3 separate regions of the Homo sapiens genome follow, and all the other regions are linked to region 1. A link is a loop called in an ENCODE intact Hi-C map of the cell type or tissue named here. Cell type or tissue: heart left ventricle. All regions are shown on one strand. Each heading gives the region's core, and the rest is flanking DNA. Links, peaks and the distances in the headings are about the cores only.

Region 1 (9,990 bases), core at 2,784-5,283:
TCACATGTGATATTGAATTTTATTAAATATTTGTCTATATCTATTGAAATAATCATATAATTTTTCTCCCTTAATCAAATACTTTAGAAAATTACGTTAACTGATGCTCAAAGTCACGCTAGCCTTGCATTCCTGGAATACACAGACTTCATTATGATCATCCCTTTGAGATGTTGCTGGATTTGGTTTGGCAATATATTGCCTAGAATTCTTGCATTCATGATCCTAAGTGTGGTCAGCCAGTAATTTTCCTGTCTTCTACTATCCTTGGTAGGTTTTGGCATCAAGATTTTGGAAGCCTCAAATTGAGGTGAGGAGTGTTTCCTCTCCTGCTGTACTCAAGAATAGTTTGTGAAAAATTGGAATTATTTTTTCTGGACTTTCTGGTAGAACCTGCCTTTGAAACTACCTTTGCCTAGACTTTTAAGATTGTTTTTGACTACTGTTTGATCTCTTTGAAGCATATATTATGTTTTTAAATTTTGGGTTTGTAATGTTATATTTACTCCCTGACTACAAATTATCTCATATAAAAAAAATTTTCATTAGCAGCTAAAAGAACACCACAGGAGGGCCTTAAGCTTCAAGCTTTTGAATGTAGAATTTTTGTTCAGGAGAATCACAGGAGCGATGAGCTAGCTCTGTCCAGAATTGAAAGCAGGTGATGACCAAAAAAAGAAAGAAGCCAGAGAACAAGGAAGATAGTTTCCAATGTTATTGATTGTATAAATCTCAGTTCATCATCCCAAAGAAAAAAAGATTTCATGCTCCACCTACCTAACTCATCTACCAAAAAGAGAGAATCGCCCATCACTAGGCTCTTCTTTTTAACTTACTTCTGGGCAACGCAACCCCTTTTTTCTTCTCTGCATTTATTTGATTTTAAATTGCATGAGCAATTTACATTAATATTTCTCTGTAGCATTCACAGTTTTCTGCTGGATTGGTCCAGGTCCAATTTATAAGCATGGAAACTGATTTCCAAAATCAATTAAGTGGCTCCAAGGAATGAGACTGCAGAGCCAAGATGCGAATCTGAGAATCCTAGGATTGGAAGGGACCTCAGAAATCATTTGGTGGCTTTTGTTGTACCATTGAGAAGGTCAATAGGGAACAGCCAGTGAGGGACAGAGCCCCAGCCAGAATCAAGGGTTTGACTGCTAGGTCAGCTTCCATTACCCGGAGAGATTTGCCCCCAATAGGAGTCACTTCACTGTTGCTTTTTAAAGATCTTTAAGGAGGGAAATGCTTGCTTTTGTGCAAAGTGTGCATAGTGATAGTTTACAGTTTCAAATCTCTAAGTCAATAACAGGAACATTTCCCCATATAGTGACCCTTGGTTGAAAAGGCAAGTTCAACCACTGTGGAAGACACTATGACGAGTCCTCAAAGATTTAGAACCAGAAATCTCATTTGACCCAGCAGTCCCATTACTGGGTATATACCCAAAGGAATATAAATCATTCTATTATAAAGACACATGCACACGTATGTTCATTGCAGCACTATTCACAGTAGCAAAGACATGAAATCAACCCAAATTCCCATCCATGATAGACTGGATAAAGAAAATGCAGTACATATACACCATGGAATACTATGCAGCCATAGAAAGGAATGAGATCATGTCTTTTGCAGGGACATGGATGAAGCTGGAAGCCATTATCCTCAGCAAACTAACGCAGGAACAGAAAACCAAACACCGCTTGTTCTCACTTTTAAGTGGGCACTGAACAATGAGAACACATGGACAGTGAGAGGAACAACACACACTGGGGCCTGTCGGGGGAGGCTGGGGAGGGGAGAGCATTCAGAAAAATAGCTAATGCATGCTGGGCTTAATACCTAGGTGATGGATTGATAGGTGCAGCAAACCATCGTGGCATGTGTTTACCTATGTAGCTACACATCCTCCACATGTATCCCAGAATTTAAAATTAAATTGAATTTAAAATTAAATTATATTAAAAAGAAAAGGCAGAAGCAATTATTAGTTAGCAGAGAAAGTGGCCTAAAATCACAAAGAAGAAAACGCTTGTGCATAAATGAATACTTCATACTCTAAATCTGTTTACATTTTATGAAGAACTTTTCAAAGGATCTGCTGGCTCATGTTTCTCTGATGTTTTATAGTTTACAGAGCAGTTTCTCCTGTGCTGTTTCATTTACTACAATTCAGCAAACCTTTATTTAGTTGAGACGGCTGCAGCTGTTTACCAAGGCCCTTGCCATGTGTGCAGGGAGACAAACATGTATACAACCTCTATCGTGCCTGACAGGCATGACACTTTCGAATGAGGCTTCCAGCACTGGCAGTGGGAAAGCAGTTGCACCACGTGGGTGTCAGGAGCAGTCTCACGGGCAGGATGCTTGAGTCAGCTCATCTGCAATTGGTGAGATTTCACCAGGAGGCCATGAAAAGGCCGACCCACCAGATGCGAAGGGAGGGAAGGTGCTGCATTGCCCGGGAGGAAGCAGCATGGCAGTGTGGCCGAGTGGGTAAAGGCGCGGGCTCCATAGTCAGAGACCTGGGTTTCAGTTCCAGGCTGCTATTTTTTTTTTTTTTTTTTTTTTTGAGACGGAGTCTCGCTCTGTCGCCCAGGCTGGAGTGCAGTGGCGCGATCCCGGCTCACTGCAAGCTCCAAATTCCGGGCTGCTATGTACTAGTTGTGTGACCTTAGACATATTCCTTTACTTCTCTCTGCCTCAGTTTCCCTGTAGATAAATGGGGGAGGGGTAATAACACAACATCACTCTTAAGATGAATATGCAAATTGATCTATAAAGCACTGAGCAAAATACTTGGCACATGGTAAATGTTACCTGTTGTTGTATCAGAAAACCATAAGTAGCTTGAGGAAGCTGGCTGGCGTGATTGGTACCGTAGCTTCCATGACAGAGCAATTGAACCTTATGGTATTGACAAGGAAGAAAGTTTCTCTGCAAGTTGGTAAGAGGCTCAGATTTGTGTTTTAGGAAAGAACTGGCCTATTATGAAAGGAGAGCGATTGGAAGCAAGGAATGGAGGAGGTGGGACTTCTATTAGTCACTGTGAGAAATGGCTTCATGCTTTGTCCATTGTGTGTGTGTGTTCATGCAAGTGCACGGGTGTGTGTGAGTGTGTGATTTCTATTTTCCCCATAGAATGTCATCTCCCCCATGGCAGGAGCCCTGGCTTCCTTACACTCCCAGGGCTCCTGCGCCTGGTACCCATGTGCTGGATGAATGAATGTGTGAAACTGCAATTCTCGCAATACTTGACCGTGGGCAGGAGCGGGACGGCGAGTAGGTTTTACAGATGAGGAAAACCACACCAGGAGTCTCCATGACTTCCTCACTGCCCTCACAGTAAGAGGCAGCACTGGGCCTAGAAAAGGGGACTTTTTACTCTTTGTGCCTGAACCTATCATATCAAACTGAGAGGTGTAATCATAATGCTTACTGCTCATGATTTGAACTAGTTCACCTCAGACCAAGAACAGAATATTAGAACTCAATAAATTAATAAACAAATTATAATTATTGTTTTTATAGCGATGGAATGGAGTCTCACTATGTTGCCCAGACTGGTCTCAAATTCCTGGGCTCAAGCCATCCTCCCACCTCAGCCTCCCAAAGTGCTTGAATTATAGGTGTGAGCCAACACGCTTAGCTAACTTTTTAAATTTTTTGTAGAGATGGGAAGGGAGTGGGGGGGGTCTTGCTATGTTCTCCAGGCTGGTCTCGAACTTCTGGCCTCAAGCAACCCTCCCGCCTTAGCCTCCCAAAGTGCTGGGATTACAGGCATGAGCCACTGTGCCCAGCCTATGAATTGCGATTCTAATTTTAAAAACTAAGACGTTCTGCTGGTGCACACTAGATGGCAGCAACGCGCATCATTTTAAGGACGGTGAAAGTAGCGGCCGCATCCCTTGGTAGGGTCTGTATAGCCCTGGCCCTCGGCTAGGGCTGGGTTTTATTATTTCATGTAAGCTTCCCAACCTCTCAGTATTGCAGATACTTAGCAGAAAGGATTAAGTCCCGAGTTGCCGAAGCCTAACGTCACCAACCTTGCTATTGCCAAGAGCAGGCATGGAAAGGTTTTCCTTCCTCTCTGGAGGCCAGCAATTGACTATCTTGCCCAGTCATAAAAGAAGACACTTAGGAGAAGCCTTGATTCCTAGAAACGGCTGAATTAGGCGTTCTTGCTGCAGGGACAAAGGCTTCCTCCGGGCCTTAGAACGGGCCGAGAAAACCTACCATCTGCCTTCCTCGCCGGGAAGGCACCTTGACTTTGGCTGGGCTGGGCCAGCCCTGGACACACTGATGACAAGCGACGCCTGCCAGTGCCCAGCTCCCTCTTTCCAGGCCCTGTCATTTAATGGCAAATATTTATTGAGGGCCTACTATGCGCCAGGCCTTATGTCCCAGCCTCCAACCCCACATGCTTCACCCCCACACTGTCTGTCACTGACCATCCTCCTGTCCCAGGCTCCTCATGGCTCCTGACTGGCTTCCCCACCGCCTGGTCCCACTTCTCCGTTGCCAAGCCAAAAGGGGTTGTCCCAGCTGTACCCAATGCTTGAGGATGTATTAAGGTATCTCTGCCAGGTAGAAAAGGGTAAATGCGTTGTCTTTCCCCAGACAACAGCATGTTGAAATTTTACCGCTACACAGTGGTTGGGACTTTAAAGGTTAATGCAGGGCTGGGCGCAGTGGCTTATGCCTGTAATCCCAGCACTTTGGGAGGCCCAGGGGGGTGGATCACCTGAGGTCAGAAGTTTGAGACCAGCCTGGCCAATAAGGTGAAACCCCGTATCTACTAAAAATACAAAAATTAGCCAGGCATGGTGGCATGGTGGCACATGCCTGTAATCCCAGCTACTTGGGAGGCTGAGGCAGGAGAATCGCTTGAACCTGGGAGGCAGAGGTTGCAGTGAGCTGAGATCGTGCCATTGCACTCCAGCCTGGGCAACAAGAGTGAAACTCCGTCTCAAAAAAAAAAAAAGGTTAACACGGTAGGATTTTAGAAGAGGCATTTGAGGGCAGCTGGACGTTATGGCTTCAAATCATACCACGTGGTGAGGGGTTGTATCTAGGATGGCCCTGGCCCTGCACGTTGGGTGTGTGAGCAACACTGCAGCCACTCTGCCCCACCCCAGAGCCTGTGACTGAGCCTGGACTTCCTGAACTTCATAAATAAGTGTAGATAACAAATATAAACAAAAGAACAGCAATCATCATCATCACTAATGTTTACTAAGCACTTTACATGAATCTCCTCTAACACTTTTTTTTTTCAACAGGACATCTCCCTCTGACACCCAGGCTGGAGTGCAGTGGTGCAATCGTGGCTCACTGCAGCCTCAACTTCCTGGACTCAAGCAATCCTCCCACCTCATCCTCTCAAGTGGCTGGGACTACAGGCCGGTGCCACCACATCTGGCTAAATTTTTTTTATTTTTTGTAGAGACAGGGTCTCACTATGTTGCCCAGGCTGGTCTGGAACTCCTGGCCTCAAGTGATCCTCTCATCTCGGCCTCCCAAAGTGCTGAGATTGCAGGCATAAGCCACTATACCTACCCTACTCCTTTAACTCTTACAACGGCTCAATGAGGCAAACAAAATCATTATGCCCATTTTATTTTACTTTTTATTTTTTGAGATGGAGTCTTGCCCTGTTGTCCAGGCTGGAGTTAAATGGTGCAATCTCGGCTCACTACAACCTCTGCCCCCTGGGTTCAAGTGATTCTTGTGTCTCAGCCTCCTGAATAGCTGGGATTACAGGCGCGTAACATTATGCCTGGCTACTTGTTGTATTTTTAGTAGAGACGGGGTTTCGCCCTGTTGGCCAGGCTGGCTTCGAACTCCTGACCTCAAGTGATCCACCTGCCTCGGCCTCCCAAAGTACTGGGATTACAGATGTGAGCAACCATGCCTGGTCAGTTACGCCCATTTTACAGATGAGAAAACTGGGGCCAAAGCATTTATTTTCCCAGAATCACAAAGCTAGAAAGCGATGGGACTATGATTCAAATCCAAGTTCTCTGATTCCAGAGCCTGTGCTCCTTATTCTATTGCCCACTCAATTTTTCCCCCAAAATCCAAGCCAACATCCAATGTGAATTCCATCTGACCTTGGTTATGGAAAGCAGCCCCCTCCCCGACACCCCCCCCACCCCTGCTCCCACACACACAGCCATTCTATTGAAGGAGACTAGCCCCAGATGCCCCCTGGCTTCTTGCTGTCAGTAGTGAGAATTAGTCCAACAGTTGGAGAAAAGAAGCCACCGATAACTGAGAGTTGGCTATTGCCTTCGTTCTCTGCATTTTGCTCTTGTAAAAAGCAATGTGTGTGTGTGGAGCCTCTAAGTATGTCCATATGGTGACATAGACAAGACCGCGGTACTTGCTTGTGACAACTGGATCTGACCTTCCCTGGAACTCTTAGGAAAATGTAAATTGCTCTTTCGTGGCCCCAACAGCACATTTTGTACCCACTTTGGTCAAGGTCACTATACAAGGAGGATCCTGGCATGCTGGGAACACTTGCTTACCTTGGGGCCTCCCAAGAATCAGCCCATGGATGGAGACTCTGCCCTACTCACTTTTTATTCTCATGCCGACTAGCACAAGGCAGGTACTCGATGTGTGTCAGTTGACACAAAATAAAGTGAGCATGTCCTAGGGAGGTGAGACAATGGGAAAAGGTGGGTCTCCTCTTGACTCTCATCACCCTTGCTGCCTGGGGTTCCTGTTCCTCCACCTCACTTCCCTGGGGCCTCCCAGTCTGTCTTGCCTCATTGTTCTGTCCCAGGGAGAGAGGGGTGACAATGTCCTAGAGCCAAAGCCATCCCGTGCAAAATCAGGTAGGAGGAAAGTACATACAGTGCTACCCAAAGGGCCAGCCCAGCCTGGAGGAATATGATGCTTTGGGGAGGTACCTGGGGATCCTGTATAGGCAACATAAGCCATGATGGAAAATAAAGTAATACAAGCAGTAACCTCCAAGACAGAAAATTGATTCATTAGTGCCTCTAGTTTGCATGACTATGGAAAAGAACCCTCCCGGCTGAATAACCAGTTATGATCAGCAGTTAAGACCTCTCTTTTGTTTTGTTTGTAAGAAGACCTCTCTTTTGTTTTGTTTTGTTTGTAAGAAGAAGAGAAGAAAGAGAGGAGGGAAGAGAGGGAGGGCAAGTCAATGAGTTGTGCTGAGGATGAGAGGAGAGATTTATCTTTAAGACTAATAGCTTGTCAATGAGAGCTAGCCTGCCTTTGAGCAGCAGCAATAGCCTGCCTTTGAGATCAGCCAAGTCCCTATTATATATTAAATTCCCTTGCCTGAAAAATAAATTGTGGAAGAAAAAGGGAAATTATGTACATTCCATTTTATGGGAATCAGACTTGTCCGTGATCTTCCCGTCTGTCTAGTGGTTTCCACTTGGCTGGATTTATTGGCATGACTTGCCTTGTGGGTTCACTCTCACTGGGCTCCTGCCTCTTTAGGGGGCTAAAAGTCTTTGTGGGCCCTGCAACAATATGAAAGAGGTCTCTTCCATGCAGACCCATCACCGTGTCCACAGAGAGAACCCATGGGCAGTGTTCTGAGATTGCAGGGTGGCATCTTCCAGCACATAGGTAAGTAACAAGCTTTGTGGTAAATTTGCAATGCAAAATAACCACTTACCAGCTGCCAGAGTAGATACGTTTTACTTTTAAGTAAAATATTAAGTAAATACAGATATTTACTTAAATATCTGTAGTGCCTAACTGGAGTTGCTTTGAATTTCTTGAAAGGATTCAAGCCTTGATTTATTTATTTTTATTTTTTGGCTGTGGAAAGACAACGGTCTCCAAGTCCCTTTCAGAAGGAAATCAATACCCCAGAGTTAATACTCCCTTTCTTTGAGGGAATGATATATCTAAACAAGAGAAAAAATATATTTTTCAGCAAATCTTGACCACAAAATTCATCTGCTCAAGGCTTTAGGTCAATTCATTCATCATGGGCAATTTATGAACCAATGAAGTCAGCCAGCTGGGGGGCAAATCAGGATGGAATAAAGTTATGCATTATTTTTGTATTTGTTCAAAGTAAAAATAACTTTTGGAGGGCCTATGGTGTTAAAATATCAGGTTCAACGTAGAAGTTTCCTCTCTGCTCTTATTTTCCACCATTCAAGACTGCAAACAATATGCTTTGAAAGAAAGAATGACTTTTGGAAAAATTGACTTTCGGAAAAATTGACTTTTACAAGGCATACAGTCTAGCGAAAAGCAGAGTGGAATATAGATAAGTTCAAGTTATCTCCCTGCATGTTTTATGGGAGATAGATTATTGATTGTGTCTTATATTTTTGTTCAAGCCCCTTGTCAATCAAGTGCCCTATAGATTATCCTTTGAGAGAACACAATACTATTGATTCTCCTAGACCAAGCTTCAAACATTGGAATTTTGATAGAGATGGCATTGAATCTGTAGGTTGCTTTGGATAGTATGGCCATTTTAACAATATTAATTCTTCTAATCCATGAACAGGATATCTTTCCATTTATTTTCAATTTCTTTCTTTTTCAATTTCTTTCATCATTGTTTTATAAATTTCAGTGTACAAATCTTTCACCTCCTTGGTTAAATTTATTCCTAAGTATCTTCTCTTTTTTTGCAGCTATTGTAAATGGGATTATTCCCTTGATTTCTTTTTCAGATAGTTCACTGTTAGTGTATAGAAATGCTACTGTTGTGTGTTGATTTTGTATCACGCAGCTTTACCGAGTTTGTTTATTAGCTGTAACAGTTTTTTGGTAAAATCTGTAAGATTTTCTATATATAAGATCATTTTCTCACCAATGGTTATCTTACTTTTTATTTCTTCCCTTTGTCTAATAACTCTGGCAAAGACTTCCAATAATATGTTGCATATGGCAAGAAGTGGGCATCTTTGTCTTATTGCAGATCTTAGAGAAAAGGCTTTCAGTTTTTTACTGTTGCACAAAATGTTAGGTGTGAGCTTCTCATATATGGCCTTTATAATATTGAGGTACATTCCTTCTGCACCTAGTTTGGTAAGAGTTTTTCTTTCTTTCTTTCTTTTTCAAATTATTACTTCTTGCAAACAAGGCTACTCCATAGGCAACGTGCACAGAGTAGCTGGTACGCATCTTTTTTAATCATGAAAGAATGTTGAATTTTGTCAAATGCTTTTTTGTCATCCATTGAAATGGTCATATAATTTTTGTCTTTCCTTCTGTTAATTTGATGTATCACATTTATTGGTTTGTGTATGTTGAACCCCTTCTGCATGCCAAGGATAAATCCTACTTGATTATAGTGGACGATCCTTTTAATGTGGTGTTTAATTCCATTTGCTAACATTTTGTTGAGGATTTTTGCATCTATGTTAATCAAGAATAGTGGCCTGTAATTTTCTTTTCTTGTAATGTCTTTTTTTGGCTTTGATATCAAGGTAATACTGGCCTTGTAAAAAGATTTAAGAAGTGTTTCCTCCTCTTCAACTATCAGAAAGAGTTTAAGAATCAGTAATAGTTCTTTTTTAAATGTCCGATAAAATTCAGCAGTGAATCCATCAGGCCTTGAGTTTTTACTTTTTTTAAGAGATAGGGTCTCACTCTGTCACCCTGGCTGGAGTACAGTGGCACGATCATAGTTCACTGCAGCCTCAAACTCCTGAGCTCAAGTGTTTTTACTATCTCAGCCTCCCAAGTAACCAGGACAGCCACCAATTACCCTTAATGGGAAGGGGTCTCATTATGTTCCACAGGCTGGTGTTGAACTGGCCTCAGCCTCCCAAAGTGCTGGGATTACAGGTGTGAGCCACCATGCCCGACCCTGTGCTTTTCTTTGATGAGAGAGTTGTTTTTTTGTTTTTTGTTTTTTTCTTACTGATTCAAAGTCCTTACTCATTACTGGTCTCTTCAGACTGTCTACTTTTCTATGATTCAATCTTGATAGGTTAGATGTCTCTAGGAATTTATCCACTTCTTCTA
Region 2 (9,990 bases), core at 2,550-5,049, 470 kb after region 1:
AGGTTGCAGTTAGCTGAGATCACACCATTACACTACAGCCTGGGCAACAAAGCGAAACCCCATCTCAAATAAATAAATTAATTAATTAAATTAAAATTTTAAAAGTACATAGGAAAAATAATGGAGGCAATACGGAACTATCATGTTATTACCTCTTTAATAGACATTAATTTAATGACATTATTGTGGTTAACAATAGAATTTAAAATACTGATCAAGTGAAGATTGATTACTGTGACTTCCATGTATCTGTCTTCTCAACCATTATACTCTATCCCCATTGCCAAGGATAATTTTCATTACTATATCATCTATGGCTTTTAAACAGAAAAAACAGAAGCATTATCATTTTTATGCTGTTTAAAATAAGCTTTGGGCTGGGCGTGTTGGCTCACACCTGTAATCCCAGCAGTTTGGGAGGCCGAGGCAGGTGGATCATCTGAGGTTGGGAGTTTGAGACCAGCCTGACCAATATGGAGAAACCCTATCTCTGCTAAAAATACAAAACTTGCCAGGCATGGTGGCACATGCCTGTAATCCTAGCTATTCGGGAGGCCGAGGCAGGAGAATCACTTGAAACCAGGAGGTGGAGGTTGTAGTGAGCCGAGATCACGCCATTGCACTCCAGCCTGGGCAACAAGAGTGAAACTCCATCTCAAATAAATAAATAAATAAAATAAGTTTCATACCCTGCCTTAAGATTGGGATGCCCCTAAAGATACACAAGCCTCAGACTCATAGGCGGCCAGCTGTGGTGGCTTACGCCTCTAAGCCCAGTGCTTTGGGAGGCTGAGGGTGAAGGATTGCTTGAGGCCAGGATTTTGAGACCAGTCTGGGTGACATAGTGAGAACCCATTTCTACAAAAAACTTTTTTTAATTAGCCAGGCATGGTGGAGTGTCTCTGTAGTCCCAGCTACTGGGAGGCTCAGGTGGGAGGATTGCTTGAGTGCAGGAGATCGAGGCTGCAGTGACCTGTGATCACATCACTGCACACCAGCCTGGGTGAGAGAGCAAGACCCTGTCTCAAAAAAAAAAAAAGAAAAAAGGAAAAAAGAAAAGAAAGTTGTCACAAGAATTAAATGTAATCACATGTTTGAAGTGCCTGACATTATAGTGCTCATAATTTGTTGGGCTGGGCACAGTGGCTCACGCCTGTAATCCTAGCACTTTGGGAGGCAGAGGCGGGCCGTTCACCTGCAGTCAGGAGTTAGAGACCAGCCTGGCCAACATGGTGAAACCCTGTCTCTACTAAAAATACACAAAATTAGCCGGGCATGGTGGTGCACACATGTAATCCCAGCTACTAGGGAGGCTGAGGCAGGAGAATCACTTGAACCCGGGAGGGGGAGGTTACAGTAAGCTGAGATCATGCCACTGCACTCCAGCCTGGGCGACAGAGCGAGACTCCCCCACAAAAAATTTGTTGACTGAAGGAACAGCAAGTGTTTAGTAAATGATACCTTTTATTAATCTCATCATCTTAGATTCTAAAATAAGTAACAAGAACAATAAAACCTTACACAAATCGAAGTATATGTTCCTTAACAAAAAGAAGCACAGGGATTTAGAGGAAAACAAAATCACTTCCTTCCAGGGACAATCCCCAGAGAGGGCTTAGTGTCCCCAGTGGCATTTGCAGTGGGTCTTCAGGGACGGATAGGATGGTGACTGAAGGCTTGCTTTGGGTGGGATGTTTCTCCCAGTGTGCAGTGGTTTGAGGTTTGAGAGAAGCTGTTTTTCATTACCTGGTGGTATAGTGCTTGCTGACCTTCCCTCCTGAGGGGAAAGTCCTTGAACTTGAGGATCTCATTCCATTCCACCACAGGCAAGAAAGTTTCCCAGATCAAATGGAAATGATCAAGTTGAAAGTCAAGAAGAAAAGAAAGTTCAGAGATGCCAAGGGACATCAAAAGGAAAAATGTCTAGAAGTCAACAAGCAAAGGAGCAACTTAGCTGTCCTAAGGATTGTCCCATATCAAGTAGCTCAGCTCCAGATGTTCGGAAGAGGCATTGGTTGTACTGTTTTCTCACCGGATCAGATGGCTTTCAGATAATCTGCTCCTGGCCCCAGGAGGGAAGAGGGCTGTAATGGAGTCTTGAGAACACCTCCTTTCCCTGCCAAAGGTATTGGAAGCCACACAGGCAGGTGTGGCCTCAGTGGTGGAAAGGACTGCTGGTTTTCTGTAATGTATGTCAGAAGGCCTGCCAAGGCTTCTCAGATATGCTGTTACCTATTCTCGCTAATTCATAAGTAAATGAGATGACACAAAAAATGAAGATGTGTTATTAGAAAGTAAAAGACATGTGGACACAGATGGTATATTCATCTCCTCTTCCTACTGAAAGCTGAGATTTATTCATGGGGAACAGAAAAGGTGCAGGACTACCTGTATAGAAGGTGTTGAAGAACAGGATTTGGAGAAAGGGTGCAGGACTGCCTGTATAGATGGTGTTGAAGAGCAGGATTTGGTTTTCTACAACCTAGATAATGAGTTTTTGGTTATGATAAAGTGCATCTCACAAAATCTGAAAGGAACATATTTGACAGTGGTGAAATACATTAACCTGGCCAGGAAGGGATAACATTGAAGAGGAAGTGGAGAGACAGATCTCCAAATTAGATCAAGCCAAATGAAAAAGTAGATAAACCAATATGGTATACAAGAAGGAATGGTAGGAGATGACTGGGGACAGTGGCTCACACCTGCAATCCCAACACTTTGGAAAGCCAAGACAGGAGGATCATTTGAGACCAGGAGTTTGAGACCAACCTCGGCAACATATAATAATAATGATAATAATAATAATAATAATAACAACAATAAAGAATGGTAGAAGAAATTAAAAAAAAGATTTTTGACACTTTGGGAAGCCAAGGTAGGAGGACTGCTTTAGGCCAGGAGTTTGAGACCAGCCTGGGCAACATAGTGAGACCCTGTCTCTACAAAAAAAAAAAAGAAAAATAGAAAACTTATCTGGGCATGGTGGTGCTTACCTGTAGTTCTAACTACTCGGGAGGCAGAGGCTGGAGGATCCCCTGAGCCCAGGAGGTTGAGGCTGTAGTGAGCTATGATCACAACACCGCACTACAGCCTCGGAGACAGAGTGAGACCCTGTTTCAAAAAAAAAAATGGATTTCAAGGTGAACTTGAAATTGGGGCAGAAGGAAATGCATATACACTTTTGGATAGTTCTTGAGTTGCTTGCTTTATTCACTGTGTATTCATCAACAATCAGCAGGCAGCACTTACAAAATGGAGCCTGGGCTTAGCCCTAATTTCCTCCTGTGGTATTAATTTTAGAAGTTAGAATGTTTAAAATCTTTTGTAAACATAAGAGAAATGAAGTTTAGATTACTTGGAATGTTTTGTCTTATCTTGGCCACAGTATTGAAATTTAAATCTAGAAATTGGAGCTGGGTGCAGTGGCTCAGGCCTGTAATTCCAGCACTTGGGAGGCCGAGCTGGGAGGATCACTTGACTACAGCAGTTCCAGGACAGCTTGGGCAATGTAGCAAGACTCTGTCTCCAAAATAAAACAAAATAAAATAAACCTAGAAATTGGGCTCTAGAGAAAAGCACTGAATTAGTTGTCTTTTTTTTTTTTTTCCGAGGCAGGGTCTTGTTCTGTCACCCAGGCTGGAGTGCAGTGGCGCCATCTAGAGTCACTGCAACCCCTGCCTCCAGAGTTCAATGGATTCTTCTGCCTCAGCCCCCTGAGTACCTGGGATTATAGGCACCTACCACCACACCCAGCTAATTTTTGTATTTTTAGTAGAGGCATTGTTTCACCATGTTGGCCAGGTTGGTCTTGAACTCCTGACCTCAATTGATCCACCTGCCTCAGCCTCCCAGAGTGCTGGGATTACAGGCATGAGCTACTGCACTCGGCCTGAATTAGTTATCTTACAGCATAAGGCTGCAATGTAAGATGTGTCTTGTGGGTATCATACTTTAAAAGCTCAAGCATTCTAAAATCTAATCTTATACTTTGTTTCTGTAAGTCATACTTTTTAACTATTTGATAGTAAAATATGAGATAAAAATCAACCCTCCATTGTAACGTTTGTACTCTGGTTCTTGATGTGCAGGTAGATCGTTGGCCGGAGACAGGATATGTGAAGAAACTTCAGAGAAGGGACAATACGTTCTATTACTACAACAAACAGAGGGAATGTGATGACAAAGAAGTCCACAAAGTGAAAATTTATGCTTACTAGCCTGTCTTCTTTGTATTACTTGTCAATTATATTTTAAGTATTCATCATTTCCTTCTACATCATGTGTTTGTCATTTGATGAAATAATTCAAGATGCAGTCTGCAGTTTAATGTTTTGTGAAACACAAAAGCCATGAGAATTGGTATCTGCTAATCACCTTGTCCTGTTCTAAGAACTGGCTGCAGATGCATTAAAGTTGTACTTTCTTGGTCCTGCTCTTTTTGTCCATTTTATTTTATTTTGAGACAGAGTCTCGCTCTGTCGCCCAGGCTGGAGTGCAGTGGTGCAATCTCGATTCACTGCAACCTCTGCCTCCCGGGTTCAAGTGATTCTCATGCCTCAGCCTCCCAAGTAGCTAGAATTACAGGTGTGCACTACCATACCCATCTAATTTTTATATATTTAATAGAGATATGATTTCATCACGTTGGCCAGGGTGGTCTCAAACTCCTGACCTCAAGTGATCTGCCCGCCTCAGCCTCCCAAAGTGCTGGCATTTCAGGTGTGAGCCACCACACCTGGCCTCTGTCCATAATAACTGTGGTGTGATCACCATTAAGTATGGGAAAACACCTTTGAAATCATCCCAATGGTTAGACTAGTGACATATTTTCTTATAGCAGATAGTCTTAGTGCTCCACCTATACCCATTCCTGGCATTTATGTCTTTACTAGAACATTGCTTTGAGATGCCAGATATGGGTCTTGTGGCCCAAGGTCTTTCTCTTGCCCCTGGAGTCCTTTGCCTCTTGCTGGGCAAACTGGAAGTGTCAAGGAATAATGCCCCCCATGGAAGAAGTCCTCCACTAGTGACTGCTGGGAAGTAGTGATAGAAATCTCCCAGCAGGCTGGGCACAGTGACCCACACCTAAAATCCTAGCACTTTGGGAGGCCGAGGAGGGTGAATCATGAGGTCAGGAAATCAAGACCATCCTGGCTAGCAGGGTGAAACCCTGTCTCTACTAAAAAATACAAAAAATTAGCTGGGAGTGGTGGCGGCTGCCTGTAGTCCCAGCTGCTCAGAAGGCTGAGGCAGGAGAATGGTGTGAACCCAGGAGGCAGAGCTTGCAGTGAGCCAAGATCCCGCCACTGCACTCCAGCCTGGGCGACAGAGGGAGACTCCATCTCAAAAAAAAAAAAAAAAAGAAAACTATAAAGATCTTTGCCTACTTACTAATGATGAAAAGTATGGTCATAGAATATGGTAATGTACAGTTGCATGACCTTGAGCTAACAACTTAGGATTGCAGCCTCAGGATTTACATTTGTAAAGTGAAGAGCCAGCGCTTTGACGGACTAAGGCCATGGGAATCACGTGCTTATTTCAGGGCTATCGGGATCAAAGGGAGTATACATATGATAGGCCTTACACAGTCTCTCGTATAATTGTGCTGGACTTTCTTCTTTTTCCCTGAATAACCTCAGAGACCTTGTTAACGTTTGTGGCCTTCTGAGCTCCCCTCTTTAATCCTTCCAAGAGAGCTTCCCTGTCTGGGTTTAGCCTTTGCATATCCTCTCTTTCATGTGGGTCCATCTGGGGGTTGGTTCCTGGTAACTGGGTCCTTCCATACTCTTGGGGGTTTTGACAATCAGCTGGTGCATATTCCTCTAGCCACTTAGTTGCTGCTTGGAGCCCTCTCCGCCTTTCATCTCTGTTAAAGAGGAACATGAGCAACCGGTGGCAATCAGCCCAGGTGGGGTTGTGGGTCTGGATAACAGTTTGGAGCAAATCAATTAGGGCTTGTGGCTTTTCGGTAGAGGGCGGTGTATTGTTTTCCCAGTTGAGAAGGTCGGCAGAGGTGAAGGCCTGGTACCCAAAAACACGCCTCTCCACTACGTGACCATCCTCCTCTATCCCAGTATACCGCTGCTCTCTCAGGGGCATTTGGATCCCCGTTTTGGGTCGTAAACCAGCTGTCGAGGGAGGGGTGGAATGGCACAATGTGACTTACCGCGATTAATGGTATCAATTATTAATTGAGACTAATAACTATCAATATTAATAACTGATCATATAATTCTTAAAATCAATAGCGATAATAATGATAATTCACATTAAAGAGTTATACTCACGATAACAATAAATGATTAATATTAATGATTAATGACACCTGATATTAATAACTGATATTGATCTTATTCATTAGAAAACAGTCATATTAGCTCTTAATAATTAATATTAATATTAATAATCTGAACACTTTATGAGCAATGATTTCTTAATATTAATATCAATATTGGTAATAGATATTCATGTTAATAATAAATGAGGATGAATTAATACTAATAGTACACCTAAAACCTCAGTGGGTGTACACCCACCTGTGATATTGTTCATAATGTCCAGGAAGGGAGAGAGCATGATATTACGTTCAATATCGCAGTAGCTGTACACCCACCCGGTGATATTGATCCGAATCTCATCTCCAGGGGATGGCGTATGACGTTACTCCCAATATAGCACTGGGTGCGCATCCACCCGGTGATGTTCCTCCTCATATTCACGGAAAAAGAGAATGCTATTACTCCCGGTATCACAGGAAATGTACACCCTTTCTGTGACATTGTTCCTAATATCCGGAGGGGGAGAGGGTGATATTACTCCCAATATCGCAGGCTGTGTACACCCACCCTCTGATATTGTTCCTAGTAGCCAGGAAGGGAGAGGACGATATGACTCCCCAGACAGCAGGAGGTGTACACCCATCCTGGGATATTCTTCCTAATATCCATGGAGAGGAGAGGCTGATATGACTCCCAATATGGCAGGGGGTCTACATCCAGTCTATGATATTGTTCTTAACATTCAAAGGTGGAGAGGTTAATATTACTCCCAATATCACAGAAAGTGTACAAACCCGTGTACTATTGTTGCTATTATCCAGAAGAGGAGAAGATGATAATACCCCCCATACCGCAGGAGGTGTACACCCACTCTGTGATATTTTTTGTAATGTGCAGGGCGGGGGAGGATAATATTCTTCTTAATAACGCAGGGTGTGTACAGCCCCCCTGTGATATGATCCTTAATATTCCAAGGGGGAGAGGATAACCCTACTCCCAATAGCACAGAAAGCGTACACCACCCCAGGGATATTGTTCCCATGATCCAGGAGAGAAGAGGATGATGTTACTTTCAATATCGCATGGGATGGACACGCCCCCAGTGATATTGGTCCTAATTTCAACATGGGAGAGGACGATACTACACCCAATGCCGCTGGGGGCAGAAACACTCCCGTGATATTGTTCTTAATATCCAGGGGGAAGAGGATGCTATTACTGCAAATAGTACAGAGGATGTGCACCCGTCTGTGACATAGTTGGTAATTTCCAGAGGCAGAGAAGATATTACTGACAATAACGTCAACACGCTGTGACCACCGTGGATCCTAATATCCAGGGGGGGACCGGGGGGTGATATTACTCCCCGCATCGCGGGGGGCGTCCGCCCCCTTGCGACGGGAATCGTAATACCCAGGTGGGGAGAGGGGGTTGATATTACTCCCCGATTTTTCCTAGGATCTTTTCTCTACTGCCATCCTGGGTTCACACCCTGGGACATTATTTTCCATATTCTAGCAAGATGCCACTAGTAAAGTCACCGGGGTATACACCCTGCTGCATTATTCATAATATTAATTACATATTATTCATCGGGGAATATTAATCCTGATGTCACAGGACCGTACACACTGTGAAGTTATTCCCAGTATCCTAGCGGGACATTAAGAATAATGTCACAATGTGTGTATACCTTGTGGTGTTATTCTTATTCTCCTATGGGGAGGTTACTTTTATTGTCACACGGGCTATGTTCGCTTTGATATTATTCATAATATCCTAGAGGGATGTCACCTCTTATGTCACAGGGTTTGTACACCTTGTCAAATCACTCGTATTATCCTCATAAGATGTCACTCCTCATATCACAGAGGGTGTACACTCTGTGATATTATCGTCCTATTCTAGGGAAATGTGACTTTTAATGTCACAGAGGGTGTACACCTTGTGAAATTATTCGTTATAATTTTGTGGGATGTTACCCCTAATGTCACACGGGGTGGACACACAGTGATGTTCCATGTAATATTCTATAGAAATGTTACTCGTAATTCACAGGTCCTGTACACCCTTTCATATTCTTCATAATATTCCAGGAAAACGTTACTGCTAATGTCACAGGGCGTGTAGACCCTGTCATGAAATTCCTAATATCCTAGCAGGAGTTCACTACTCATTTCACAATGCGTGTACACACTTTGATATTATTCGTACTGTCCTGAAGAGATGTTACTACTGATGTCCCAATGCAGGTACATTCTCTGACATTATTCGTTATATCCACGGGGGATGTTACTTCTAATGTCACACGGGGTGTACTCCCTGTGTTCTATTTCCTAATGTCCTAGCGCAATTTTACTTTTAATGACACAGGGGTGTACACATTGAGATATTATTCATGATATTGTAGAAAGATGTTACTCCTAATGTCACAGGCGTGTACAGCCTGTGATAGTATTCATAATTACCCAGGGGTCTATACTCCTATTGGCACAGAAGATAACACCCTGTGACACTATTCGTAATATTCTAGCGAGATGATACTCCCAATGTCACAGATGGTGTACACCCCATGTTATTATTCTTACTCTTCTAGGGTGATGTTAGTCTTAATGTCACAGGCCTGTTCCTTCTGTGATATTATTGAAAATATGCTAGCAGGATATTACTACTAATGCCAAATGCGTGTACACGTGATATTATTAGTAATATTCAGGGGGGATGTTACTCATAAAGTTACAGGGATGTACACCGTGTGATATTGTTCCCAATATTGTAGGGGGATGTCACTCCTATAATGTCACAGGGGGTGTACACCCTTCGATATTATTTGTAATCTTATAGAGAGATATTACTTTAAATATCCCAGTGGGTGTACACACATGGGGTACACCCACTGGGATATTATTTGTAATTTCTTCAAGAGATATAACTCCTAATATCACAGTGGGTGTACCCCATGTGGGTATACCCTGTGATATTATTTGTAATATCCATGGTAAACATTACTTCTAGTAACCCACAGAGGGTACACCCTGTGATATTTTTCATAATATCATAGGGAGATATTCCTGCTAATAACACAGTGGGTGTACACCATGTGTGTACACTCTGTGATATGATAGCTCATATCCTAGGGAGGTATTCCTTCTAATATCACCGTGAGTTTACACCCTGTGATATCATTCGTAATATCCTAGAAAGATGTTGCTGCTAATATCACAGAGAGTGTGCCCCCAGTGACATTATTCGTAATATCCTGGGGAGATGTTACTCTTAATGTCACAGGGATTGTACACCCTGTTCTATTATTGTAATATTCTAGGGGGGTGTTCCTTTTAAAGTCACAGGGGTGTACACCCTGTAATGTTATTCGTAATATCCTAGGAAGAGGTTACTCCTAATATCACATGTGTTATCCTAGGAAGAGGTTACTCCTAATATCACACCCTGTGATACCACTCGCAATATCCACAGGGAATGTTACTTTGAATGTCACATGGGGTGTACACCCTTTGATGTTAGTCCTAAGACCCAGGGATATATTACTTCAAATATCACATTGGGTGTAGACACATGGTGTACACATTATGTATGAAAACGTACTGTGATATTATTCATAATATCCTTGGAAAATGGGACTGCTAATATCACAGTGATTGTCCACACTGTGATATTATTAGTAACATCCTAGGGGAATATTAGT
Region 3 (9,990 bases), core at 1,850-4,349, 610 kb after region 1:
TGTAAATCAGTCAAGCCTGCCATGATCACCTCACACTTGATTCAGTTAAGCCTAAGCAGAAGTGTCCCTGCCTGTCAGGTCCCCCGGCTCAGTGAGAGAATCGCCCCCGTCATTGGCTTAAAATGTGTTCTAGCCTTGGCGTTCAAAAAGAACACCACTGACTTTGTGGACGAAGTAAGAGCCATCATCCCCAGAGTCCCCAGTTTAAGTGTACCATGGCTTCAAGACAGAATTGAAGATTCTGGGGAAAATTTAGAGACTGAACCTCTGGAAAGCCAAGACAGAGAGCTTTTGGACACTTCATTTGAAGATCTGTCAAAACCTAAGAGAAAGCTTGCTGACGGTCGGCAGGCTTCTGTAACATTACAACCCCTTAAAATAAAGAAACTGATTCCAAACCCTAATAAGATAAGGAAACCACCCAAAAGTAAAAAAGCTACTCCAAAGTAATCTTGCATAAACTTGTCATGTCATACAGTTTGTGAAAGGACACCTTGTAAAGAAGCCTTGAAACTAATAAAATGAGTTATACTTACATAGATTCATAGGGTCCTGTTTGGTAATATTCAAATGTGTAAGACTCTTTGTAACTATGGCACAGATATACTAAGTGCAGGAAATATTCAAAATTAGGAATAGCCAAACAGACATTTATTGAAACTAGTGTTCATGCGTGTGTAAATTGACTTTTTCTTTTTCTTTTTTTTTTTTTTGAGACAGTTTCACTCTTGTTGTCCAGGCTGGAGTGCAATGGTGCGGTCTCAGCTCACTGCAACCTCCTCCTCACGGGTTCAAGCAATTCTCCTGCCTCAGCTTCCCAAGTATCTGGGACTACAGGTGCGCACCACCATGCCTAGCTAAGTTTTGTATTTTTAGTAGACACGGGGTTTTACCATGTTGGCCAGGATGGTTTCCGTCTCTTGACCTCGTGATTTGCCCACGTCAGCCTCCCAAAGTGCTAGGATTACAGCTGCGAGCCACCGTGCCTGGCCTTTTTTTTTTTTTTTTTGAGACAGAGTTTCGTTCTGTCGCCAAGGCAGGAGTGCAGCGGCGCAATCTCGGCTCACTGCACCCTCCACCACCCAGATTCAACGATTCTCCTGTCTCAGCCGCCTGAGTAGCTGGGATTGCAGGTGCCCACCACCACACCCAGCTCATTTTTTTGTATTTTTAGTAGAGATGGGGTTTCACCATGTTGGTCAGGCTGGTCTCGAACTGACCTCGTGATCCACCTGCCTTGTCCTCCCAAAGTGCTGAGATGACAGACGTGAGCAGCCGCGTCCAGCCTAAATTGACTTTTTCAAAGGCTGGTAGAGTGCCTGTGAGCAAGAATATCTGTGTCATACAACGCTTAGCATTTTCCTATCAAACCTGGAAAATGTACCACAGTAAATGTTCTAGTCAGTCAGGTAGATGGAACTGAATTGGGGAAGCATTATCAGTTTTAAAGGAAAGATCCCAAATGCCAAGCAATCCATTGTCTTCAGAAGCAACACATCATTTTTCACTTCATGTCAATTTGACTTTTAGGAAGGAATAGACATGAGCTTGGGAGAAAGACTTAATATTTAGAGAAAAAATATCAAAAATATAGAAAAAGTCAGATAAGGTTATTTTGACTGGGTACAGTTCACCCCCATTACGTGATTCACTTACCTCCTTGGAAATCTAACGTATAAAAGGTATGATGGTAATTGGATGAAATGTGGCCAAAAGATTAAAAAAACTGAGGAGCTTGGGTTCTCAGAGGTGGGTGTGTGACAAGAGTCCTTCAGGTTAGGAGATGGAGCATAACCGATGCTCTGTTAGAGTGTCTGCTGTTTACAGTGTGTATGGAAAAGTTACTTTCTGTAATTTAGAAGGAAGGTATTTACTAAAGATTTTTCCAGCTGAAAGTCTGGCTGACTCATGGATTATGCCATCTCTCGATTTAAATTTTACTTAGTGCCATCTTGGCCAAAAAGAAGAAAAAAAGATACCTTATTGAATAGAACATTTTCATTATAGACAAAGTACAGTACAATGCAGTTTTAAATCTACAAGAAACTATCCATTGCATTTCAATTTAGTTTTAATAGCTACTTCATAAGCAAGCAGTTTAATTCTCGAAAATGTTAATTAGTAATCTGCTTCAATTATGGAGGCAAATGTAGTTATTATTCTATTTAAAAGTGGTTAATAATTTGATAACAAATTATGTAAATGACTCTTTAAAGGAGCAGTGTAACTGTCACCGTGAGGTAAGCTCATGACAAAGTTTCCAACTGGCAATGCTGCAGTTATTTATTTTACTTTCGAGATAGAGTCTCACTCTGTTGCCCAGGCTGGAGTGCAGTGGTGTGATCCCGGCTCACTGCAACCCCGCCTCCTGGGTTCAAGCGATTCTCCTGCCTCAGCCTCCTGAATAGCTGGGATTACAGGTGCACACCCCCATGTCCGGCTAGTTTTTGTAATTTTAGTAGAGATAGGGCTTCACCATGTTGGCCAGGCTGGTCTCAAGACTCCTGACCTCAAGTGATCTGCTCACCTTGGCCTCCCAAAGTGCAGGGATTACAGGTGTGAGCCACCGTGCCTGGCTGATTCTGCAATTATTTGAAAACCTACTTTGTATAGACTTTGTGGCATGAAAATGAGTGGGAAGTAAAGTCCTAAATTAGAGCCTTGACTCCAGGTTAAGTCAAAATCTCATTTACTTAATGCTGGTATCTCAAACCCTGTTCCAGTGAATGAGGACTGTTTTGTTTCTTGAAGCCTTTCTCCTGTTAAGAAAGAACGCTAATGCAATTAGGGTGGAACCATCTGAAATTCCAAGTCTTCCATTATCTCCAAGAGAGGTCCTATATTATGTACTACTGTGGGGCCCAGTCGCCCTCTGGTGGTAGTCTCAGGGATGTCACAGCTGTGGGTTGGTCTTTAGAATCACGGCAACCTATAGAAAGGAGAGTTCCAACTCCTTCGTAGTGACCAAGGTCAACAAACTTTCTGTAAAAGACCAGAGAGTGAATATCTTAGGCTTTGCAGGCCACACAATCTGTCACAACAACTCAACTCAGCTTTGTAGTGTGAAGCAGCCATAGGCAATATGTAAATGAAAGTGGCTGTGGCCAAGAGTGGTGGCTCATGTCTATAATCCCAGTACTTTGGGAGGCCAAGGCAGAAGGATCACTTGAGGCCAGGAGTTAAAGACCAGCACGGGAAACATAGCAAGACCTTGTCTCTACAAAAAATGAAAAACTTAGCCAGGCGTGGTGGTATGCACGCCCAGCTAGTTCTTTTTCTTCAAAAAGACGCTGAAGCAGGAGGATCATTTTAACCCAGGAGTTTGGGGCTGCAGTGAGCTGTTGACTGTGCCACTGTATTCTAGCCTGGACAATAGAGTGAGACCCTGTCCTAAAAAAAAAAAAAAAAAAAGTATGGCTATGTTCCAATAAAACCTTATTGAGGGACACCGGAATTTGAATTTTGTGTAATTTGCACATGTCACAAAATGATGTCATTTTTTGGCTTTTTCTCCTCAACCATTCCAGAAAATAAAAACATTCTTAGCCTGTGGGCTACACAAAAATAAGCAATGGGCTGGATTTAGCCCACAGGCCATAGTTTGGTGGCCCCTGCCTGGGATAAGATATGATTGGTTTCACTGGACTCATAACTTGAAGGAAATGCCATCATGTCTAAAACAATTAACTTCTGCACTGAACTTCCTAGGCACTGGCCCAGTAAAAGCAGGGAAAAGTATCTACTTTTGTTTTTTGAGACGGAGTCTTGCACTGTCACCCAGGCTGGAGTGCAGTGGCACGATCTTGGCTCACTGCAACTTCCGCCTCCTGGGTTCAAGTGATTCTCCTGCCTCAGCCTCCTAGCAGCTGGGATTACAGGCACCCGCCACCACACCCAGCTAGTTCTTTTTGAATTTTTAGTAGAGATGGGGTTTCACCATGTTGGCCAGGCTGGTCTCGAACCCCTGACCTCAAATGTTTCGCCCGCCTTGGCCTCCCAAAGTGCTGGGATTACAGGCGTGAGCCACCACACCCAGCCAAGGCATCTACTTTGTGGTATCTGAGTTGAGGCCAGGCTACGTGGCCTCGGTTAGCATCTTATTTTTCCCGCAGATTATTGGCAATATAAACACACATCTGTAAGCCATGAAAGTTTTTCAAATTCTAGATTAAAAACACCATCAGTAACAAAATTATGAATACTTATTTACAAATAAGACATTTTCCATTAGCATGACACATGACAGTTTTCATGATAAAATCAGCATAGAGGAGTATGTGCAATTTTGCATAAGTAATAAAAACATTCAAACTATCAATGCCCTGATAGCACGAATAAGTTCCACCAGGCATCTCTTTTGACTTTACAGTTTTTTATTTCCTTTTCTTCATATATCCTTGATGTTGCTGAGAAGAAACTGAACTTTGCACAACAGCAGAAAAGTCTAGTTAGTCGCGGGTACAGGCTCTTTCTTTTTTTTTTTTTTTGAGACGGAGTCTCACGCTCTGTCACCCAGGCTGGAGTGCAGTGGCTCGATCTCGGCTCACTGCAACCTCACCTCTCAGGTTCAAGCGATTCTCCTGCCTCAGCCTCCCAAGCAGCTGGGACTACAGGCACACGCCACCACGCCCGGCTAATTTTTGTATTTTTAGTAGAGATGGGGTTTCACTATGTTGGCCAGAATGGTCTCGATCTCCTGACCTCATGATCTGCCCACCTTGGCCTCCCAAAGTGCTGGGATTACAGGCGTGAGCCACCACGCCCGGCCTCAGGCTCTTTCAGAGAGCACAGTGAGTGCTTGCACAAAACTCTGCTTTTGAAGCAATCCACTGACCTGGTAAAGATCAAAGTACAAACTTGCATGTTTATTGATTCGGCAACTCTGCTTATGGAGAAATACATGTACTAGTCACCAGTACATTTTAATATTGCTCTGCACTTAAACAACCACCACCTGTCACTGAGCTACAGAAGTGTTGATTCCATAAATGTTCCCAGTGATACCATGTAAGGTGATACCAGTAAAAAAAATTTCCAAATGGATCTTTTGTTCTGTTACATGGACAAATGTACCATCACTTAAGAAACAGAAATGCAGCAATTTCTCTCCACACAATAGCAAAGATTTTCTTACATGACTCTGTAACTTCTACTTAGTCCATAGAAAAACAGTCCCTTTTCTAAGGGTGAAAAAATACCTCTTCAAGAGACAGGCAAAAATTTGAAAATTACAAGAATGTGCTCTTTGTAGCCTTTCATCCCTCCCACAAATAGGTCAACAGTAAAAAAAGGATGAAGTTTAACATTCTAGCTAGAAACGTACAAATGTCACATGTGGACTTTTGTCATCTTTTCTGATTATCGACTACTTCAATTTCACTTGAGTTGTGCTTTTATTCTTCTTTGGAATGGCAGTTCCAGAAATCATTAAATATTAACAAATGATGATGTCAGAGTTCTAGAAATAAAAATATCCATCTATTGTAGTACTAGTCCAACCTGAAGGGAGGGAAGAAATGGAATAGTAAGAAAAATTAGATTGCAATGTAGTACAATAGATCTGTCTTTCTAAAAGCTGTCTTAAGGCTCAGCTCACACCTGTAATCCCGGCACTTTGGGAGGCCAAGGCAGGCGGATCACCTGAGGTCAGGAGTTTGAGACCAGCCTGGCCAACATGGTCAAACCCCATCTCTACTAAAAATGAAAAAATTAGCCAGGCATGGTGGTGGATGTAATCCCAGCTACTCGGGAGGCTGAGGCAGGAGAATCACTTGAACCTGGGAGGCGGAGGTTGCAGTGAGCTGAGATCATGCCATTGCACTCCAGCCTGGGGGACAGAGCGAGACTTCATCTCAAAAAAATAAATAAATAAATAAATAAAATGAACAAAAATAAAATAAAGCTGTCTTAAGTCTAAGTGAAGCAAGTATGAAATTGTCTAGGTACATTTGTTGAGTTTACAAGGGCTATATCCATTTCACTTACCTTTTCAGAATCTGTACCTGGACACCTCCAATTGTACAGGTAATACTGCAAATTGCCATCTCCTATACCAAACTTGAGTTTTTCCAAGAATGTCTTATTTTCCATCAAATCCAGTGCATTGAATACATCAAATCCTTTCTGCCAATTTAAAAAAGATTTAAAATTTAAAACAAAGGACTAGTGTTTTCTGTATTACATATCTCAGTTTAACAATTCTACTAATAGCTCGAATATGCATTTCTAATAGGATTTAACGTCCGTGATATATAGCATAGGTTAAGAATTCAGGGCCGGATGCTGTGGCTCATGCCTATAATCCCAGCACTTTGGTAGGCTGAGGTGGGTGGATCACTTGAGGTCAGGAGTTCGAGACCAGCCTGACCAACATGGCGAAACCCCATCTCTACTAAAAATAACAAAAATAAGCCAGATGTGGTGGCGCACACCTGCAGTCCCAGCTACTCAGGAGGCTGAGGCAGGAGAACTGCTTGAGCCTGGGAGGTAGAGGTGGCAGTGAGCCGAGATTGTGCCACGGCACTCCAGCCTGAGCGACAGAGTGAGACTTTTTTTTTTTCTTTCTTTAAAAAGAGGAAGAATTCAGTTGAAAATTGTCTTATAAAACTAGCAGTGTGGCTGGATGTGGTGGCTCACGCCTGTAATCCCAGCACTTTGGGAGGCCAAGGTGGGAGGCTCACTGGAGCCCAGGAATTTGAAACCAGCCTGGGCATAGGCTGTAGGTATAGGTGTAGGTGTAGGTACAGGACATTGTCTCTACAAAAATAAAAAGATTGACTCGGCATGGTGGTGTGTGCCTGTGGACCCAGCTACACAGGAGGCTGAGGCAGGATTGCATAAGCCGAAGAGGTCGAGGCTGCAGTGAGCTGTGATTGTGCCAGTGCACTTAAACCTGAGCAACAGAGTGAGCGCCTGTCTCAAAAAACAAACAAACTATAGTGAATCCAATGAAGTCAGCATGAAAATTCAGAAACGCTGAATCCCAAAAATGTTAAAAATGTAGTATGATGGCTGTCACTGGCATAAAATTACTTATGAAGATTTCAGAAAATATTTTATTTATGTTTTATTTATTTATTTTTAAATTTTTTTGAGATGGAGTCTCACTCTGTCATCCAGGCTGGAATACAGTGGCATGATGTCGGCTCACTGCAACCTCCACCTCCCAGATTTAAGCAATTCTCCTGCCTCAAACTTCCTAGTAGCTGGCATTACAGGTGTGCACCTCCATGCCCAGCTAATTTCTTTGTATTTTTAGTAGAGACCGGGTTTCACCGTGTTGGCCAGGCTGGTCTTGAACTCCGACCTCAAGTGATCCACCTGCCTTGGCCTTCCAAAGTGCTGGGATTACAGGCATGAGCCACTGCACCCAGCCTCGTTCTTGTTTTAGAAGGGAACAGTTGTCAAGATGGTTTCATCTCCAGGATTATTAATTATTAGCCTTTCTAAGTCCTACCTTGGCTGAAGCTATTGCCCAGGGACCAAAGTTGTAAAGACTTTAAATAGTATGCAGGCCGGGCGTGGTGGCTCACGCCTGTAATCCCCGCACTTTGGGAGGCCGCAGCAGGTGGATCACCTGAGGTCAGGAGTTCGAGACCAGCCGGGTCAATATGATGAAACCCTGTCTCTACTAAAAATACAAAAATTAGCCAGGTGTGGTGGCACACACCTATAGTCCCAGCTACTCTGGAGGCTGAGACAAGAGAATCACTTGAACATGGGAAGCAGAGGTTGCAGTGAGCCGAGACTGTGCCACTGCACTCCAGCCTGGGTAACACAGCAAGACTCATCTCAAAAAAAAAAAAAAAAAAAAAAGTATAAAAAAATAGTATGTTTGCTTTGGGCTGATAATGGGAAATATATTTATGTAAAATTTTAATGGTAAAAAATTAAATTTCTTTAAAATGTCAGACAATAATACTATGCAAAATGTGATATAGAAGAAGCACTTTTTATTTTTATTTCTCAGGGTTTTTACCTTAAATAACTAATTACTGGCCATATTTGGGAAGTGTTGAAAAAAAGCAGACAATCTGAGGATGATGTTGACTTGGGGATCCAAAGGCACAGGTAAGAGATTTTTATTTTATTTTATTTTAATTAATTAATTAATTTGAGACAGGGTCTCACTCTGTGGCCCAGGCTGGAATGCAATGGTGCAATCTCGGCTCACTGCAACCGCCAACTCCCAGGTTCAAGTAATCCTCTTGCCTCAGCCTCCCGAGTAGCTGGGATTACAGGTGTGTGCTATCACACCCTGCTAATTTTTGTATTTTTAGTAGAGACAGGGTTTCACCATGTAGACTGGCTACAATTAAATTTTGAATTTCATTCCTTTAATTTTAAAATTCAGAGACTATTTGGTTGAATAAAAAAATTGCTGCTAGTTATTCACTCAACAAAAATATTCACTCATGTATTAATATTTTCCTTATATTACTTCCTAAGATATGGGCTTTATATATATATATATATATATATATATATATATATATATATATTTTTTTTTTTTTTTTTTTTTTTTTTTTTTTTTTTGAGACAGTTTCTGTCACCCAGGCTGGAGTGCAGTGGTGCAATCTCAGCTCCATTGCAACCTCTGCCTCCCAGGTTCAAGCAATTCTCCTGCCTCAGCCTCCCGAGTAGCTGGGATTACAGGCACACACCACGAAGCCTGGCTAACTTTTGTATTTTTAGTAGAGACGAGGTTTCACCATATTAACCAGGCTGGTCTTAAACTCCTAACCTCAGGTGATCCACCCATCTCGGCCTCCCAAAGTGTTGGGATTACAAGCCTGAGCCACCATGCCCAGCCTTATATATTCTTATATAAGGATTAAACATTTATAATTTGTACATTTTGTCTTTTTTGTTAAACTGCCATAAAATTAATGATGAAAATAGCCTCTAAAGTTTCAAAAGAAACTCTTATCAAAATTCTTCCTTTGACTGATGATCAATAGTTTTTTTAAAGTCTCGCATAAATTCCACCTGTGTGGAAGAAAACACAGTAAGATGTCTTCTATAGTTTGGCACAGACATTTGGAGAACCAAACGGCGTGAACAGGAAGGAGTGGCTTACCGATTTAGCCAGGATGAGCGCGTCGCTCATGAGGTCCAGCAGGGGCGTCTCTGTGTGGATGTTGTAGAATGAGTAGGCGGCTTTGAGGCTCTTGTGAGCAGGGTGGTGCATCACCGTGGAGGGGAGCGTATAGAAGCTCAGGAAATCAGTCAGTTTACCGTTGGGGCTCTAGGAGCAAAAGTGCTGTCAGACAGAGATCTCCTTGAACCAACTGCATACGTGCATTTCCACTAACTCTGTTCTCTCCCTTGCCCCAGAGAACGAAAAGCAGTAAGTCACACTTCTTTCTCGGCAGTCCAATTTGGGGCCCCTTATATTGTGCTGTGTAGAGGCCAAGAAGGGCCTGGAGTTGGGACTTCAGCCTAAGTGCCCATTGGTGATTTGCACAAAGTTCTTAGGAAGCAGAATGTCATGCCTGTAATCCCAGCACTTTGGGAGGATGAGGCGTGTGGATCATGAGGTCAGGAGTTCGAGACCAGCCTGACCAACATGGTGAAACCCCATCTCTACTAAAGATATGAAAACTTAGCCAGGTGTGGTGGCGCACACCTGTAATCCCAGCTACTTGGGAGGCTGAGGCTGGAGAATCGCTTGAACCCCAGAGGCGGAGGTTGCAGTGAGCCAAGATTGTGTCACTGCACTCCAGCCTGGGCGACAGGATGAGACTCAAAAAAAAAAAAAAAAAAAAAAAAAAGAAAGAAAGATAGAAGCAGAATGTCCTAAAAGGAAAGCTTCCCTCAGGCTGACAAATGAGTCAATTCTTTAGACTAAGGGAACAGTGATAAAAGCAGATTCATTGTTTTTGCAGAAATAAAAGCTTTAAGGATTAGAGGGCTGCCTTCTCCAACTAAAAGATACTGTGTACTATCTCACACTGTCTTAGCACACAGAAAGAATTATATCAGGCCTAA

Evidence for each region. Hi-C counts contacts between places; a loop is a spot of excess contacts. Peaks named below come from ENCODE experiments on the same cell type or tissue, not always from the same donor. Only the 100,000 strongest peaks of a DNase experiment are listed, where the experiment ranks them.
Region 2: it touches region 1 in a loop (3-fold over the local background); 24 of 110 quality-filtered maps call a loop at or near these places.
Region 3: it touches region 1 in a loop (13-fold over the local background); 35 of 110 quality-filtered maps call a loop at or near these places.

Annotation. Positions count from the first base shown.
Region 1 is chr10:14,495,246-14,505,235 of GRCh38, forward strand. No RefSeq gene overlaps it. Among named protein-coding and RNA genes, the nearest start is that of MIR1265, 64 kb to the left of the region's middle. In heart left ventricle, for the core only: a CTCF peak has its summit at 3,866 (motif pointing right); a DNase peak (open chromatin) is centred at 3,886; H3K4me3 peaks cover 244 bases; H3K27ac peaks cover 311 bases.
Region 2 is chr10:14,968,422-14,978,411 of GRCh38, forward strand. It overlaps MEIG1 (meiosis/spermiogenesis associated 1), which reads left to right. Exons shown (of 3, transcript NM_001080836.3): 3 at 4,092-4,436. The coding sequence ends at 4,220. Among named protein-coding and RNA genes, the nearest start is that of MEIG1, 14 kb to the left of the region's middle. In heart left ventricle, for the core only: a CTCF peak has its summit at 3,660 (motif pointing left); a DNase peak (open chromatin) is centred at 3,648.
Region 3 is chr10:15,103,717-15,113,706 of GRCh38, forward strand. NMT2 (N-myristoyltransferase 2) reads right to left here. Exons shown (of 12, transcript NM_004808.3): 10 at 9,080-9,247; 11 at 5,986-6,123; 12 at 2,054-5,499. The coding sequence ends at 5,479. It overlaps RPP38 (ribonuclease P/MRP subunit p38), which reads left to right. Exons shown (of 3, transcript NM_183005.5): 3 at 1-541. The coding sequence ends at 450. It overlaps LOC105376431 (a long non-coding RNA gene), which reads left to right and starts at 7,812. Exons shown (of 2, transcript XR_930693.4): 1 at 7,812-8,070. In heart left ventricle, for the core only: CTCF peaks have their summits at 2,876 (motif pointing left) and 3,086; a DNase peak (open chromatin) is centred at 2,855.